Regions from separate parts of the Mus musculus genome. Here region 1 is linked to region 2. The links are chromatin loops, found by intact Hi-C in ENCODE. Cell type or tissue: gastrocnemius. All regions are shown on one strand.

Region 1 (8,000 bases), 280 kb after region 2:
CGGGCGGTGGTGGTGCACGCCTTTAATCCCAGCACTTGGGAGGCAGAGGCAGGTGGATTTCTGAGTTCGAGGCCAGCCTGGTCTACAAAGTGAGTTCCAGGACAGCCAGGGCTACACAGAGAAACCCTGTCTCGAAAAAACAAAACAAAACCAAACAAAAAACAACAACAACAAAAAAAAAGATCTGGTGCTTTTCCCACGATTGGACTAGGATTTTAGATTCATCACATCTCATGAACACATGCAATTGGCCTTCAGTATTCCTAGTTTCTGCATCCAGAGACTCAAACAAGTTAAAAATACTTTACTAAAACTTGCATTTGGGGGCTGGTGAGATGGCTCAGTGGGTAAGAGCACCCGACTGCTCTTCCAAAGGTCCGGAGTTCAAATCCCAGCAACCACATGGTGGCTCACAACCATCCGTAACGAGATCTGACGGCCTCTTCTGGTGTGTCTGAAGACAGCTACAGAGTACTTACATATAATAAATAAATAAATAAATAAATAAATAAATAAATAAATAAATAAATCTTTAAAAAAAAACTTGCATTTGGATTGATCATAGATAGTTTAAAATTTTGTAACTGTTCCTAAATAATATAGTAAAACAATCATTTACCTAGAATTTTCAATGTACTAGTTATTATAAGTAACGTATAAATGATGTAAAGATAGAGGGAAGCTGGTAATGGTAGGTAACATATGCCTGTTATCTAAGCCAGGAGTTTAAGTCCAGGCTCAGCTCTGTTTTCAGCTCCAGGCAATCTTGGGCTACATGAGACCCTCAATAAAAAGAAAACAAAAAAACAAAACTAAACACACACACACAGAGAGAGAGAGAGAGAGAGAGAGAGAGAGAGAGAGAGAGAGAGAGAAACTTGGGAGGCAGAAGCAGGAGGTGCTCTGTGAGTTCGAGGTCAGCCTGGTCTATAGAATGAGTTTCAGGGCAGCCAAAGCTACACAAAGAGACCGTGTCTCCAAAAACCAAAATAAAAAAGTAAAAATAAAACAAACACACACACACAAACAAACAAACAAAAACAGAAAAACAAAACAAAGTAAACGAACAAACCAAAACCAAAAACAAATAAATACAGAAGCAGGTAGGCCTTCTTCCTCAACACCCTGGGAAATAGATTAAACTACAAACTTAGGTGAGGAAATAGATGAAGGAATGAAGTGTTAGAGAAGTGGACTAGCCTGTGTAAGGCCCTGCTTTAATTATCTACAGTACCAAACATAAAAGTGAGGTTGAGACAGGAGGATTGCTTTTGAATTGGAGACCAACCTGGACTCTATAGGAGCTCCAGGCCAGTGAGAGATATCCAGCAAGACCCTGTGGCAAAAGCAAAATAAAATAAACAAACAAACAGTAAGACAAAACCACAACATTGATTCCATTTTAAAGGGGTGCAAGATAAGTTGGACAAGTATTTTTAATTATCTAATCCCTTTCGACTACATTTCTTTGATTGTAACTCCTTATAATAAGTTGAGTCCAATGGATCCACCTATTCCTAATGGGTAGCTATTGGAAACCAATTTGTGATTATGAGCTACGAAGTTACATTCCACTCAACATAGGTCTTAACATGCCATGGATATGAGCCAAAAAGAGTCTACCTCTGCCACCTAGATTTTTCAGGCAATCATGAGAAGAAATTGACAAAACAATATGAGAGGAACAGAATTTGAAATAGCCTTTCCTGGATGCAGTAACAGCGGAGTCTTAGGACAGAGGCCGCTTTTGGGGTTTCTAACAGGTCAGGTCTAAACACCTGCTCCAGAGAAAACAAACAAAAATAACGGTGAAAAAGTGAGGGAAGGATTTTAATTAAAATAGCCATTTTGGCAAGACAGAAATTAAGCATTGGGCCATTTGTGATTTGATTACATTGTGGTCTGGTTGATCATTATATTAGTTTGGATTCTGCCAGGTGGCCACGGAGAAGTCTCCATCACCCTATTATTATTTTAGGAACAATGTAATTTCCTTGAAATGATTGCTTCTGCTTAGGGGTGATTTAATTATGGAGCGATCTATGATCTTCCTGGAATCCAAGGCAGTTGCAGGTTTAGGACAACGAGTGGAGATTTTCAGGGCTTGCCTTTTAGAGAACTTCGAAGAGAGCATGGTAAAAGCTGATAGTATATCGCCCTCACCTTTGTGCCTTCAGCCTTGAAGTGGAATGAGTAGGTTAGGTTAGGGATTTACCAGTTTTGAAACAGGCTTTGAATGATTAACATGTCCATGTGCTTCCTAATGGGTGTCTGAAAGAAAACAGGTAGATTTTTAAAATGATAAAGCAGAGAAGTCCACATGAGGAATGTAGTGTTGTTAAAAGTGTCTTTATTTATTTGTTCTACTAGTATGAATAAATGTTTAGAAAACTCGTACATGGTGAGTTCTCTCTCTCTCTCTCTCTCTCTCTCTCTCTCTCTCCCTCTCTCTCTTCCCTCCCTCTCTCTCCTCTACAGAGTCTGAATGAGCTGACAGTCCAAAAACAGCCCTGGATTTTAGAATTAATGACCAGAAAACAAACGAGGGGAAGGGTTTGGTTTTCTTAACTGGCATTTCTTGTCATAATGATGAAAATATGGCCCTTTACAAGGCTTTCCAAAACCCAGGCCTGGCCTCTGCAAGTAAAGTAGCACATTTAGGAGGCAAAAAGGAACGGTTTCCATTTCACACTCTAGGTATAGTCTTTAGTCACTTATATATAAAAGCTGTCATGCTCACTCAAAATGCTAGGCCAGGCCCTGCAGAGGCACAGGGAGACTTTCACTCACATGTAATTACTACTATTTCCACTTTAGCTATAACTATTGCCTGTCTTACCAAGTATAGTGAAGCAGACAGCAATTATAAACAACCTAAGGAACAGAGAGCTTTGGACCTTGTGATAGGCTAAGTAGCGGTCTTAGGATCTCTCTGTACAGTTGTCTCTTATTCCAGCAGCCTTTGGAGGCCAGGCTTCCTCTGTGGACCAGAACCCATCTCTACTCCAAGACTTGTTGATCAGTTGCTACCCTTCCCTGTTCCTGGTTTGGGTCAGGGGGCTCTGCCCATGTGAGTATAGGGGTAGGGAGAGCCCTTCTGTGAACAACTATGACAGGCAGGTTTTCTCCCAAAAGTTCTCAGAAATGGTCAAATTAAAATGCAGGTTTGGGTGGGGAAAAGAGATAAGGACCCCCCCCCCAAAAGGAGCCATGAGTATAGTTCCAGCTCACCTCCGATTCTGTGGCTTCCTCTCAGCTTCAGGAAGACTTGGCCCGGGTCCATGGGGAGTCCAATGGGGATCCAGCAACACCTGGGCCCAAGACAAGCAAGCGGGAGTCACTAAAGCCCACTTCTAGGTGTTTACAGACTAGAGTAGGAGGTGGAAATGCCCAATGCTGCCTGTAGCCCACAGTCCTTGCATTTCCCTGGATTTGGGTCCTCAGGAACCGGAAGTAGGGCCTGCTTGCCCCCACACCACCGCTTTCTTCCCCAAACCACCAGATCTTTCTGGTAGCCAGGCACATATTTCCCGAAGAATGAAGTCTAGAGTGGGACAGGAGACCCTTGCCTCCCCCTGCCACCTCCCCACAAAGACATACACACACACACACACACACACACACAGTAGCAGTAGTCAAAACAAAGGGTTCCTTATAAGAGTGCCTCATCTATACTTACAGAATTCATGTCAGACCCAACACCTAGCCCTATGCTTGGCCAGTGTACATAGAGGGTTGTGTGTGTGTGTGTGTGTGTGTGTGTGTGTGTGTGTGTGTGTGTGTGTGTGTGTGTTGTGTCTCCAATGGCTGCTTTCCGGAACCCCCAAAGCAGCATAAATTGAGTTTAGGATGGACACAGAAATTTGGAAAGAGGAAGCAACTAATCAACAATGAACTAGAGATGGGACCTTGTCCACAGAGCATTGCCTGGGCTCTACAGCAGAAGTCTAAGGGGAAAAGCTTAGGGAGGAATGCCTGGGCAAAGGCCCTCATTACTTAAGAAACAAGTCCTGACTTCAAAGTGAGCTCCCCAGTCCTTAGTATCCCTCACCTGAAGTCCTGAGGCTCTGTTTCCCTACTGGGGTCCACACTTGTTAACTGCCTAAGCTCAGATCAGCAGCTGCATATCCTGTTTCTTCCCTGAATTTAGGCTCAAACTAATTCACTGCTTTGTTTTGTTGTTACCTTTTTGTTTGAGTTTAAGTTGGGGAGTGGGGGAGTGGGGGGTGGGGGTGGGGGGTAGTCTTACTTAGCCCAGAATAGGATGACAAACTGTCTTGCCTCCACTTCTCAAGTACTAGTGATCCTGAAGTGATGTGTCATTGTCATCCTGGCAGCTTTTGCTCTTTTTCATTCTTCTTTCTATAACCTTCACCTCCCCCCCCCCATGCCACCCTCAGTTTTGGATGGATTCTAGAAGTGCTGGTGGGAAAAATTATTATTTTTCTTAGTTGTTTTAATTGTATTTAACCTTTTCCATCTAAAGTTGTGTAGCATGATGATTTAAAATGTGAAAATAGAGGGTCTTTAAAACCCTGCATGAAAGGATGGATGATAGGGTGCTTCCTAGCTTGTATGAGACCCCTGGGTTCATACTCAATACCACCAAAATGGGGTGTGTGTGTGTTTCAATAGCATGTCATGTCAATGAAGATACATCCAGGGCCTGTGTTTTCATCTATTACAATGATGGTAATACATAACAATCTCCAGGCTAGGCAGGAGCTAGACAGACAAAGTTAATGTTTAAAAGAATACTGAGAGCATATGACCAGATGGTTTAGTAGGGAAAGGTGCTTGCCACCAAGATTATGATCTGAGTTTGAACCCCAGGACCCATATGGTAGGAGGACCAACTCACACTAGATTCATCTAGTCTCCACAGGAGTGTTATGGGGTTCTCTCTCTCTCTCTCTCTCTCTCTCTCTCTCTCTCTCTCTCTCTCTCTCTCTCTCCCCTCTCTTCCTCATCCCTCCCCCTCCCACCCTTTCCTCCCTATCCCTCTTCCTCCCCCCTTTCTGTGTTTCTCAAAATAAACGAATTAATATTCATCAATGGCTATTGCATACATAAACCCAAGGCAGCTGTGGTTGCCTGTATGAGATCAAACCAACCTAAATTCCATCAGGAAAGGAGAGGCTGCTTCAAGCTTGTCTGTAGAGGAGTAGCTGTTGGAAGTTAATTAGTTGATTAATTGTGGAGAGAGGGAGAGTCGTTTTTCTTTGGAGTTATGGCTGCTGGTAGGTTACCCATGCCCTAGTGAATGCTACCACACCCATGCATCCTACGCAAAGCATTTACTGAACACAAGGGATTATTAATAAGAAAAAGAAAACATAAATTTGGGAGACTGGTTGGAGGGTCCTGAGGGTTAGACATGATCAAAATACATGTGATTTAAAATAATGAAATAGTACTACACAGTTGTAATAATGTTTTAAATGTTGCCTGGGACTCTTGGAATATCGCAGTTGAGTCGTAGGGGCAGGGATTACTAACATGCCCTATGAATTTGTCTATAAGAGTACTGTGGTTCACTCCTGCAGCTTCAGGCTTCTCCAGAGGAGCATGTGCTTGTAGCCTCCTAATCTTCTTTCCAGAGAGAGTGAAAATAAGTATTTTATGAGACATGTTCTCCTTTTTGATTTGTTTATTTATGACAGGGCCTCATGTAGCCCTGACTGACTACAGCTCACTGTGTAGCCCAGGTTGGCCTTAAATTCCTAATCCTACTTCTTTTACTGATTTTCCATTCAGAGAATTGAGATTAAGGTCTTGCAGCATGTCTCCCTTCCCCCCCCAGGGCCTCAGGAATGTTAAAACCTAGGGTCTAAACCTAGGGCCCCAGGAGTGCTAAGGCAGCACTCCCCACCACTCTGCCTCCTCAGCTGTCCCCTTTGTCAATGTGGGCATCTAATTCAGAAACTCTGTAAAGCAATGTGCAGGTTAAATAACATGCTTGTGAACCTGTGTTTCTGTCTTCTGGCATAGGAATACTGATGAGACAAAATAAGGATGATCTTCTTCTAAGTAGAAAGAATTACCTAGGAGAAGAAATAAAGAAGTCTAACCTTGAATGAGCCTTGATAAAGTGTAAGATCTTTTTTTCCTGTTCAACTCTGACTCTCTTGAGCACAGGAGAAATAAAATTCCAGATGATTTGAAGGGATGCAAATGCAGAATCCAGGGCTGGGTACATAGCTCAGTGATAATGCCTAGAATGATGTATAGACCCTAGGGTTGAAAAGAATGTGGTTTCCAGTGTAAAAATGAGTTGCATTTCTTGAGGACTTGGGTTTACAGGACAAAAAAAGAATTATAAAAGCTCACTAATCCTTTTGTTATAAACTCAGTCATAGTCAAGGTTTGTCATAAGGTATTCATTGTTAACTGTCCATTGGGGAGGGTTGTTACTATTGCTGTTGTTTGTTTTCTAGTGCTGAGGATGGAATACAATACCTTGCACATGCTAAGCAAGAACTCTACCATGAAGCTGCACTCCCCAGCCCCAAATTACATGTTTTTATGTCTATGAAAGTGTGCTTTTCAGAAAACTCCTGATTGTAAATATTATTTTGATCTCTGAAGTATATTTATTTGGAATCACGGGGTTAATTTTATTAGAGGGAGGGAAAGAGCAACAACAGCAAAACACCTCAGGGCAGGCAAACTGTGAAAGTTCAGCAGGTACCTGGAGAATGGAGAGAAGGAGGGTGGAGTGGGGAGAGTCAACTGAAGGCAGGAGGTGAAGACACTAAACATGACAGGACACTGTGAAGAAAAGCATGCTTTAAAAAGGGAAGTGAAGGAAAAGTTACACTTACAAGTGAGTAGATGAAGAAATAGAAGTAGAGGAAGAGGTAGAGAATGGGGAAGAGGAAGTACAGGAAGAGGAGGAGAAGAAGGGGAAGAGGAAGGGGAAGAAAAGGAAGGGGAAGAGGAAGGGGAATAGGAGGAAGAGGTAGAGCAAGAGGTAGTAGAGGAAGAGGAAGAAGTAGAGAAAGGAGGAAGAGGAAGGGCAAGAGGAGGAAGAGGAGGAGCAGGAGGAAGAGGAACAAGAGGAGAAGAAGAAGGCAGCTGGTGAGATGTCTCAGGAGTTAAGAGCACTGACTACACCGGGCTTGGTGGTGCATTCCTTTAAGCCTTTAATCCCAGCACTCGGGAGATAGAGGCAGGTGGATTTCTGAGTTCAAGGCCAGCCTGCTTTACAGAGCCAGTTCCAGGATAGCCAGGGCTAGGAACAGCCAGGGCTACACAGAGAAACCCTGTCTCAAAAAAGAAAAAAAAAAAAGAAAAGAAAAGAAAAGAAAAGAAAAGGGAGAAGGAGAAGGAGAAGAAGAAGAAGAAGAAGAAGAAGAAGAAGAAGAAGAAGAAGAAGAAGAAGAAGAAGAAGAAGAAGAAGAAGAAGAAGAAGAGAAAAAAACAAAACAAACAAACAAAAAGCACTAACTGCTCTTCCAGAGGTCCTGAGTTCAATTCCCAGCAACCACAAGGTTGCTCACAACCATCTGAATCATCTGCAGTGGGATACAATGCCCTCTTCTGGTGTGTCTGACAGCTACAGTATGAAGATGATCTACAGTGTACTAATATACATAAAATAAGTAAATAAATCTTTTAAAAAGCGAGTAAACGCACACGCATTTGATCCCAGCACTTGGGAGGCAGAGGCAGGCAGATTTCTGAGTTCAAGGCCAGCCTGGTCTACAAAGTGAGTTCCAGGACAGCCAGGGCTATAGAGAAACCCTGTCTCAACCCCCCCCCCCAAAAAAAAGCGAGTAAACATGTCTCTACATGGCTGCAGTCTGTAAGATCCTGCCTTCTGAAGAATTTTTCAACATTTTAAAAGCTTCAAACTATACTTAATGATTATATTTTGTTTTGTATGTAAAACTATATAAATCCAAACTGTATCATCGATATCTGTAAGTCCATTATATGCTGTTACAGGTTTTTGTTTAGGGGCTAAAGATCTCAATAATAAAGCCCACTTGCTCCTC
Region 2 (8,000 bases):
TGGTTTGACAATGTTCATCCCATGAATCGTTTATGGAAAGCTGAAAATGAGTTTTAAGGTTAGCAGCATGGTGCCACTGTGGCTGGTGGATTCCATTCTGCAGCTCCAGTATCTGCAACCTCCATATGTGGAGACCTGCTGGAGACATTCACCTGTGTTTCAGTAAGGAAAGCAGAAGAAAGAGCTAGGGGTAGTGGAGATAGAATGCAGGTGTAGGGGGATCTCAGTCTTGGTCCAACATCCTTCAAGTGGGCAATCCTGGGTCCCTATGATTTTATTGTATCCTTTGTAGGTCTTCCTAGTGAAGAATCTCCAGTGGTGAGTGTTGGGAAGGCTAGGGAAATGCTGGGCAGTAGCAGAGTTAGTCTGAAGAATGACAAAAACAGCCAAGAGAACAGAGGAGAGGGGAGCTTGTGGATGGCACATGGCCTGGCCAGCAGTCATGAGATGCTCTGGATGTGGTACTTCCTCTGCCACCTCCTCCTCCTCCTCCTCCTCCTCCTCCTCCTCCTCCTCTTCCTCCTCCTCTGTCCTTGATCTGCCAGTGAGAGGCAGGCCATCTTCTTGGTTGGTGGGGTGGTGTTAGACATTTCTGGCTTAGGCTTGTCCTGTGGAAAAACACAAGCAAAATCTCTCTCAGTTATAAGGAGAGGGTCTGGTTCCTTCCAAATTCCACACAAAGGATCACACCATCATACTAGGATTGGAGATTAATTTTGGTGTGTGCTGGTAAAGGGAGATAAGAGGGTGTTTGGAGTTTTTGTAGATGTTAAATATATTTAGTGTTGTCAGAGTCATCATTAATTGTACATTGGGGAGGGGTAGGTGGTTACCTTTTGTTTTAGAAGTTGGGCTTTTAGGATTTGATGTGTTCTTTCTATTATTCCATCACCCTGAGGGTTGTGGGGAATCCCAGTATGATAGGCAATTTCCCAATGTGTGCAGAAGGTTTTGAATTGAGAGCTAGTGAAGGCAGGGCCTTTATCAGTTCTTATCTGTTGAGGAATGCCCATGTGGCAAAAGTGGAGAACATTTGGTGAGTTAACCTTCTTGAGTTTTCACCTGTTTGGACTGTAGTCCATATAAAATGCGAATATTCATCTATGGTAGCAAAAACATATTTCTGTCTACCGAATTGGGGAATATGGGTGACATTAATATGCCATAAGGCATTGGATTTGAGGCCTCGGGGATTGGCGCCCATCGTTTGTAAGGCTGGGGTGGTAATGAGGGATGCACAAGGATAATGAGGGATTATCCTTTGGAGTTGAGCAAGGGAGATGTCAGGGAAGTGGGCATGAAGTTCCTTTATATTTGTGTGTGTCTGCGATGGAATTGGTCTGCTTGCTCAATGGAAGCTGTGAATGTTACTGTTGAGGCTGTTTGGTCAGCAAGAGCATTTCTCTCAGATATTGGACTTAGCAGTGGACTGTGAGATCTGACATGCTGGATGTAGATGAGGGAGTCTCTTTCCTGTAGGAGTGTGGAGACCTGGATGAGTAGAGTGGAAAGTGGGTTGGCATCTAGTTTGACAAAGGATCTTGACAGCCAGGGGAGCAAATTGACAGCATATACACTGTCTGAAAAGAGGTTATGAGGGCTCTTGACTTCTCATAGAGCTAAATAGATAGCATATAATTCTTTGTATTGGGGGGAGTGGTGGGGCAGTTCTCTGAATTTTAGGATAGGGGTTCATCCCAGGGGAGTAGTATGTTAAGCTGAAGCTCCCCTCTTTCCCCCATTAGTAGATAATGAGGGACTCCAACTATGGGCTTTTTTGAAAATAGTACTTGAGGGGCAGCCATCACAACAGAGCAAAGGCCCAGGTTTCAGCAGAATAATGGGTGTCAATTCGTCCTGGGAATCTTATTAAACTGACAGCAAAGTGGGAGTGATTTTTGATTAACATTAAATATTGGGGGGCTGGAGAGATAGCTCAGCATTTAAGAGCACTGTTTGCTCTTCCAGAGATCCTGAGTTCAAATCCCAGTAATCATATGAAGGCTCACAACCATCTGTAATGAGATCAGATGCCCTCTTCTGGTGTGTCTGAAGACAGCTACAGTGCACTCATATAAATAAAAAAATAAATAAATCTTTAAAAAAAAAAAGATCAGCAAGATTGTGCCAAAACTCATTTTAAAAAATTGAATATTGGAGAGTAGAAAAGGGGTTGACAAGAATGTCAGGTTCTTTTTCTAGTGTTTGTAGGGTTCTGTCCCTGACACTTTTAATTATACTAATGAGTGCATCCACCTCATTTAAAATTCAAGGTGCACCACCCATTGGGGTGTGGAGCCATTCCAACACATCCTGGGGTTGGTAAAGGGCTCCCACAGGAGTACAGGAGGAATTAAAGATAAAGAGCTGTATGGGTATTGTTGGGTCATACCAAGCAAGAGTCATCTTTTAAGGCTGCATTGACAGCCTTGGATTGCTTCAGGGGGACAGTGTTCTTGGTGAGGAGGGCCTTTTATCTCCTTTTATAAGGTTAAAGAAAGGTTGAGTGGAGCTTGTGGAAAGGGGGAGCCAGGGTTGAAGCCAGTTAAGGTTACCCAAAAAGCTCTGGACGGAGGCGAGAGTTAATTTTTGAGGTAAGAAAAGAGTGGATATGAGGGGGCTTATTGAAGTAAAGGAGATCTTTGTATCTGAAATGCAATGGGCAGAATAAGTTGAATTTTATGAAGGGCTATTTTGAGTCCTAGGGCAGATATAGAAAGTATTAGCTGTTCCTTAAGTTGGGAGGCAGAGGTGGAAGAGTCCCCCCAAACTAAACTATTGTCCATGTAATGATAGATATTGAGTCCTTTGTCTAAATAGGGTTTTAATGCAGTAGCTGCAGCCTCCTGACAAGTGGTTGGACTGTTAGCCATTCCCTGTGGGAGAACAGTCCATTCATATTGTGAGGCTGGGCCAGAGATGTTAATGTGGGGGGGGGGGGGGTAACGGAGAATGCAAAGTGTTTGCAGTCTCAGGGGTGGAGAGGGATGGAAAAAAGCAGTCTTTTATGTCTATTGCTAACAGGGGGACATTGGCAGAGATGGCTGAGACACAGGGCAGCCCTCCTTGAGGAGAGTCCCAGACTCGCTTGGTTTTGTTAATTGCCCCTGTAATAGTCTCTATACCCCTGAGCTCTTTTCTTTTATAGCAAACACAGGGTGTTCCATGGACTGTGGGAGGGGTGGATGTGTTGTGGTGGAAGCGGTTTTTCTATCAGCTGTGTGAGGACTTTAAACTTCTCCCTTGATAGAAGCAACCGTGGGACCCAGATGGCTTCACTAGAGAACCAATCAAGGTAGGGGTATCAAATCTAACAGTGGCCCCCTAGAATTGGGGGTGATTTGGGTACAACTTTATAGGTAATGTCCTCTATCTTGATGTGGTCTCTTTCTGATTGGATGATAAGCACTACCTCTAGGGCTTGAAAGACATTATCTTTCTAGAAGACTGGTGGCTGCTTGAGCCACTAGGGGGCGTATGAGGCCGGTAGCTCCATCAGGGTCCTCCCACATTACAAGCCTGTTTAGTGATAAATGCATGAGAAGTTCCAAATGCATCAGCGGTTCCCCCTATGCCTAGGAGCTGGGACCCAGGGATCAGTTGCCAGTCTCATGAGATCTCATGTCTTCAAATTGTCTTGTCTGCTCCAGTATCAATAAGGAACATGAATGGCTTATATCTATTTTAATGGTTAATTTTGGGTGGGGGCCTTCTGAGATGCTGGACACCCATAAGGCTTCTATGGACTCGGGCTGAGGGCTGCATCCTTTGAAGTTTAAAGGCTCCAATGGCTTACATCCTTATCATATATGGAGGTACAATATCTTTTCCAGTGGAGACCTTTCCTGAAACAGAGGTGGACGGGGGGGGGGGGGGCAAATTTTCTTAGGGGGATTAGGATCTATTATGGGAAGGGAGTTTTGTGGGCATTCATTTCTTCAGTGTTCCGTCTCTCCACATTTGAAGCAGATTCCTTCCATTTTTACTGCTGCCACAAATGCCTGAGCCACGGATGTGATGTGGTGTGATGTGGTTCCTATATCTTGAGTTGTCACAATCCTCCTATTGTGATGCTCCTCCCAGAGACCCTGGCAAGCTAATCTGGATTCAGGAGTCATGCCTTCCCATACAATGGTTTTAAGAAGGAGATCTCTGGCTGTGGGGCTGGGGATTTTTCTTTCTAGGCCCATTCTAGTTCTGAGAATAAAATCTGATAGGGGGTTCTCCAGGCTGAGAACCCAGGGAGACTGAGAAAGCAGGGAGGATGCTGGGTCTTCTGTATCTGAGAGTGGGGTGAGCCTGTCCCAAGTTTGGGTTGCAGAGGTGACCTGTTCATAATACCATGCTGGCTGTGTTGCCTGCTGTGCTCCAGTGGAAAAGTCTTCCTGGCCAGAGCTCATCCAAACCCCATGGGGTGTCGCCTCAGTCCCGATTTTATCTGACCTGTTGGCGACATCCATCTTGAAATAGGGCCTCCCACTTTGGGCCGGGCAGGGAGGAGCAGCAAATATCTCTCCAATCTTGGGGCATGTTTAGTTTGGCAATATGGCTCTGTAGGAGAGATTTTGTCCAGGGTGCTTGGATAACATCCTCCTTCACTGCCTGCCTGAGTTCTATTAAGTCTGAGGCTGGAATGGATAGCAGTTGAGCGGTTTAGTTAGATTAGGGTTAATATTAGTGGAAATGCTAGAGTATTTTGGGATTCTAGTTCTGTATTGTAGTTCTGGGTAGCATGGGAGGTGGGGTTTGTTTTTGCAAGGGAGTTACGAAAATTACAGAGTTGTTGTTTGGGATAAGGGACTATGGAGTTTGGCGGGGTTTTGTCTAAGTGTTTTGTAGGTCTTTGGCTTTTGTGGCTAGGGAGAGGATAGGAGAGACCTCTCTCTGGTTGGGTGGGGGAAGGTGGAGTAGGGGGAACGGCCAGTGGAAGCTTTTTTTCTTTTCTTTTCTTTTTTTTTTACTACATATTTTCCTCAATTACATTTCCAATGCTATCCCAAAAGTCCCCCATACCCTCCCCCCAACTCCCCTACCCACCCATTCCCACTTTTTGACCCTGGCGTTCCCCTGTACTGGGGTATATAAAGTTTGTGTGTCCAATGGGCCTCTCTTTCCAGTGATGGCCGACTAGGTCATCTTTTGATACATATGCAGCTAAAGACAAGAGCTCCCGGGTACTGGTTAGTTCATAATGTTATTCCACCTATAGGGTTGCAGATCCCTTTAGCTCCTTGGGTATTTTCTCTAGCTCCTCCATTGGGGGCCGTGTGACCCATCCATTAGCTGACTGTGAGCATCCACTTCTGTGTTTGCTAGGCCCCAGCGTAGTCTCAAAAGAGACAGCCATATCTAGGTCCTTTCAGCAAAATCTTGCTAGTGTATGTAATGGTGTCAGCATTTGGAAGCTGATTATGGGATGGGTCCCCGGATATGGCAGTCTCTAGATGGTCCATCCTTTCGTCACAGCTCCAAACTTTGTCTCTGTAACTCCTTCCATGGGTGTTTTGTTCCCAATTCTAAGAAAGGGCAAAGTGTCCACACTTTGGTCTTTATTCTTCTTGAGTTTCATGCGTTTAGCAAATTGTATCTTGTATCTTGGGTATCCTAAGTTTCTGGGCTAATATCCACTTATCAGTGAGTACATATCATGTGAGTTCTTTTGTGATTGGGTTACCTCACTCAGGATGATGCCCTCCAGGTCCAACCATTTGGCTAGGAATTTCATAAATTCATTCTTTTTAAGAGCTGAGTAGTATTCCATTGTGTAAATGTACCACATTTTCTGTATCCATTCCTCTGTTGAGGGGCATCTGGGTTCTTTCCAGCTTCTGGCTATTATAAATAAGGCTGCTATGAACATAGTGGAGCATGGCTTTTTTGCTTTTCTAATGGAATCCTGTCATTGGGCGCCAAAAGGAGGAGCAGGAGGAACAGGAGGAACAGGAGGAGCAGGAGGAGCAGGAGCAGGAGGAGCAGGAGGAGCAGGAGGAGCAGGAGGAGGAGGAGGAGCAGGAGGAACAGGAGGAGCAGGAGGAGCAGGAGGAGCAGGAGCAGGAGGAGCAGGAGGAGCAGGAGCAGGAGGAGCAGGAGGAGCAGGAGGAGCAGGAGGAACAGGAGGAGCAGGAGGAGCAGAAGGAGGAGGAGCAGGAGGAGCAGGAGGAGCAGAAGGAGTAGCAGGAGGAGCAGGAGGAGCAGGAGGAGCAGGAGGAGCAGGAGGAGCAGGAGGAGGAGGAGCAGGAGGAGCAGGAGGAGCAGGAGGAGCAGGAGGAGGAGGAGCAGGAGCAGGAGGAGCAGGAGGAGCAGGAGGAGCAGGAGGAGGAGCAGGAGGAGCAGGAGGAGCAGGAGGAGCAGGATGAGCAGGAGGAGCAGGAGCAGGAGGAGCAGGAGGAGCAGGAGGAGCAGGAGGAGCAGGAGGCGCAGGAGGAGCAGGAGGAGCAGACAGTTTATTTAGTGTTTCCTCTGAGGGATAAGGAGGCAGGGGAGGGTAGATGGATTTTATTTCTCTTATTAGTTAGGTAAGGGCTGTGAGACCTGAAATAGAGTGGTCTTTAGAACCTTGAGCTTTGGGTTCATTTGACTGAGGGGGCACAGCCTGCCCTATTTTAGATGGTCCTATGCATTGCAGAATTGCAGCTAAGATAGGCAAAAAACAAAAACAAAAACAAAACAAAACAAAAAACAGGAGGGTTTTTTTCCTTCTTGAGTATCTCTGTTTCAGATGAGAGAAGCTACTTGGGTTCATGAGTCAGGGCTGTAAATATTATCATTGGCCGTGCATGGCACTATCTGAAGGACTTCCTCCCAAAACAAGGAGGCTTGGTTTTTGGCTATTTTTATTCCGTGGGATTTTAGTAGGACACATATCTCCCTAAACTGGGAGGATTTTTTTATGCAATGATGAGTTGCCCATGACAGAAAGGAGGAGAAAGTTTCTTGTCCAATGGGAACGTTCCCTTGGCCTATTGGGTTCGGGGGATTCCAGGGAGGTCCAAAACTCTAAGCCTTCCTACATATTTAAGAACTGGAAGCTGCCCTGTGGCTTTTTAGTTGCTGCTGTGTTACCAGGGTTTTTGTTTTTGTTTTAGGGAGAAGTTAGAAGTCTTAGCCAACCCTTGTTTTGAGCTGTTAGGACTTACACAGGGGCTAGAGGGACCTTCAGCCACCACCAGAGACTAGCTCTGGCCAGAAGGCTTCAGTTGTCCCTCCAGCTTGTCCAAATCCATGTGATGGTGCTGAGCGAAAGCACAGCAGGAAAGGACCAGTTGTTTAACTCCAGAGTTGGGGGCAAGAGCACCATCCCTTGGTATCTGTTGTAGTATGTTTGTTGCTGTCTGTGGCCAGTTGCCAGTCTGTGCACCAGATGCTGTCTGTGGAGGTCTCTGGCCCAGCCCGGCAGGAGCATTCGAGCAAAGGGGAAAGGGCTTGAACAGTGAGCAGGAAGTGCAGCCACCACCACTGCTTTGGTGCAGCTGTTCTAGTGCTGCTGCTGCCCTTCTAGCTGTGAAAGCTTCAGGAGAAGGTTCTCTTCCCAGGAAGTGTTACAGTCTTGTACGTATAACAGATGCTCTCAGATGATGGAGGAAATCTCACACACCCTTATTCCTTCTGGATAGGATCTTATATACAGTTTTGGAATGGGTTGGGGTCTGAGAGCAGGTGCTTCCTATTGGCTTGGTCTGAGATGCTAGGGATGCCTCATGTACAAGTGTTAGGGTGTTAGGGCTTGGGGACACTGCCCCTACGTGACTTATGGTCACAACTCTCTCTGTGGGGGCTATGGCTATGTGACAGGGTCCTAGCATCAGGAGCAGGCAAAGCTTCTACTGTCCCTTTGGGTACCCAGGGCTTCCAACCCAGTTCAATATTAACAGGTGTCCTCTCACTGTCCACCACCCCACAATATGGCCAGAGCATTTATCTGGAATCCATTTGCCCTGTGAAAGGTGGTTTCAAGTTGTGACTCCCTGAAGCTTACATGGAAAATTTGAATTACAAAAAAG

What was found. Hi-C counts contacts between places; a loop is a spot of excess contacts. Peaks named below come from ENCODE experiments on the same cell type or tissue, not always from the same donor. Only the 100,000 strongest peaks of a DNase experiment are listed, where the experiment ranks them.
Region 1: a loop joins it to region 2, with 2.1 times the contacts of the local background. A loop is called at or near these places in 3 of 42 quality-filtered maps.

The regions. Positions count from the first base shown.
Region 1 is chrX:103,632,971-103,640,970 of GRCm38, reverse strand. No RefSeq gene overlaps it. Among named protein-coding and RNA genes, the nearest start is that of Zcchc13, 6.4 kb to the right of the region's middle. In gastrocnemius, no CTCF peak of the experiment used is centred here; a DNase peak (open chromatin) is centred at 3,288.
Region 2 is chrX:103,910,485-103,918,484 of GRCm38, reverse strand. No RefSeq gene overlaps it. Among named protein-coding and RNA genes, the nearest start is that of Rlim, 67 kb to the left of the region's middle. In gastrocnemius, a CTCF peak has its summit at 3,468 (motif pointing right); DNase peaks (open chromatin) are centred at 3,476 and 7,307.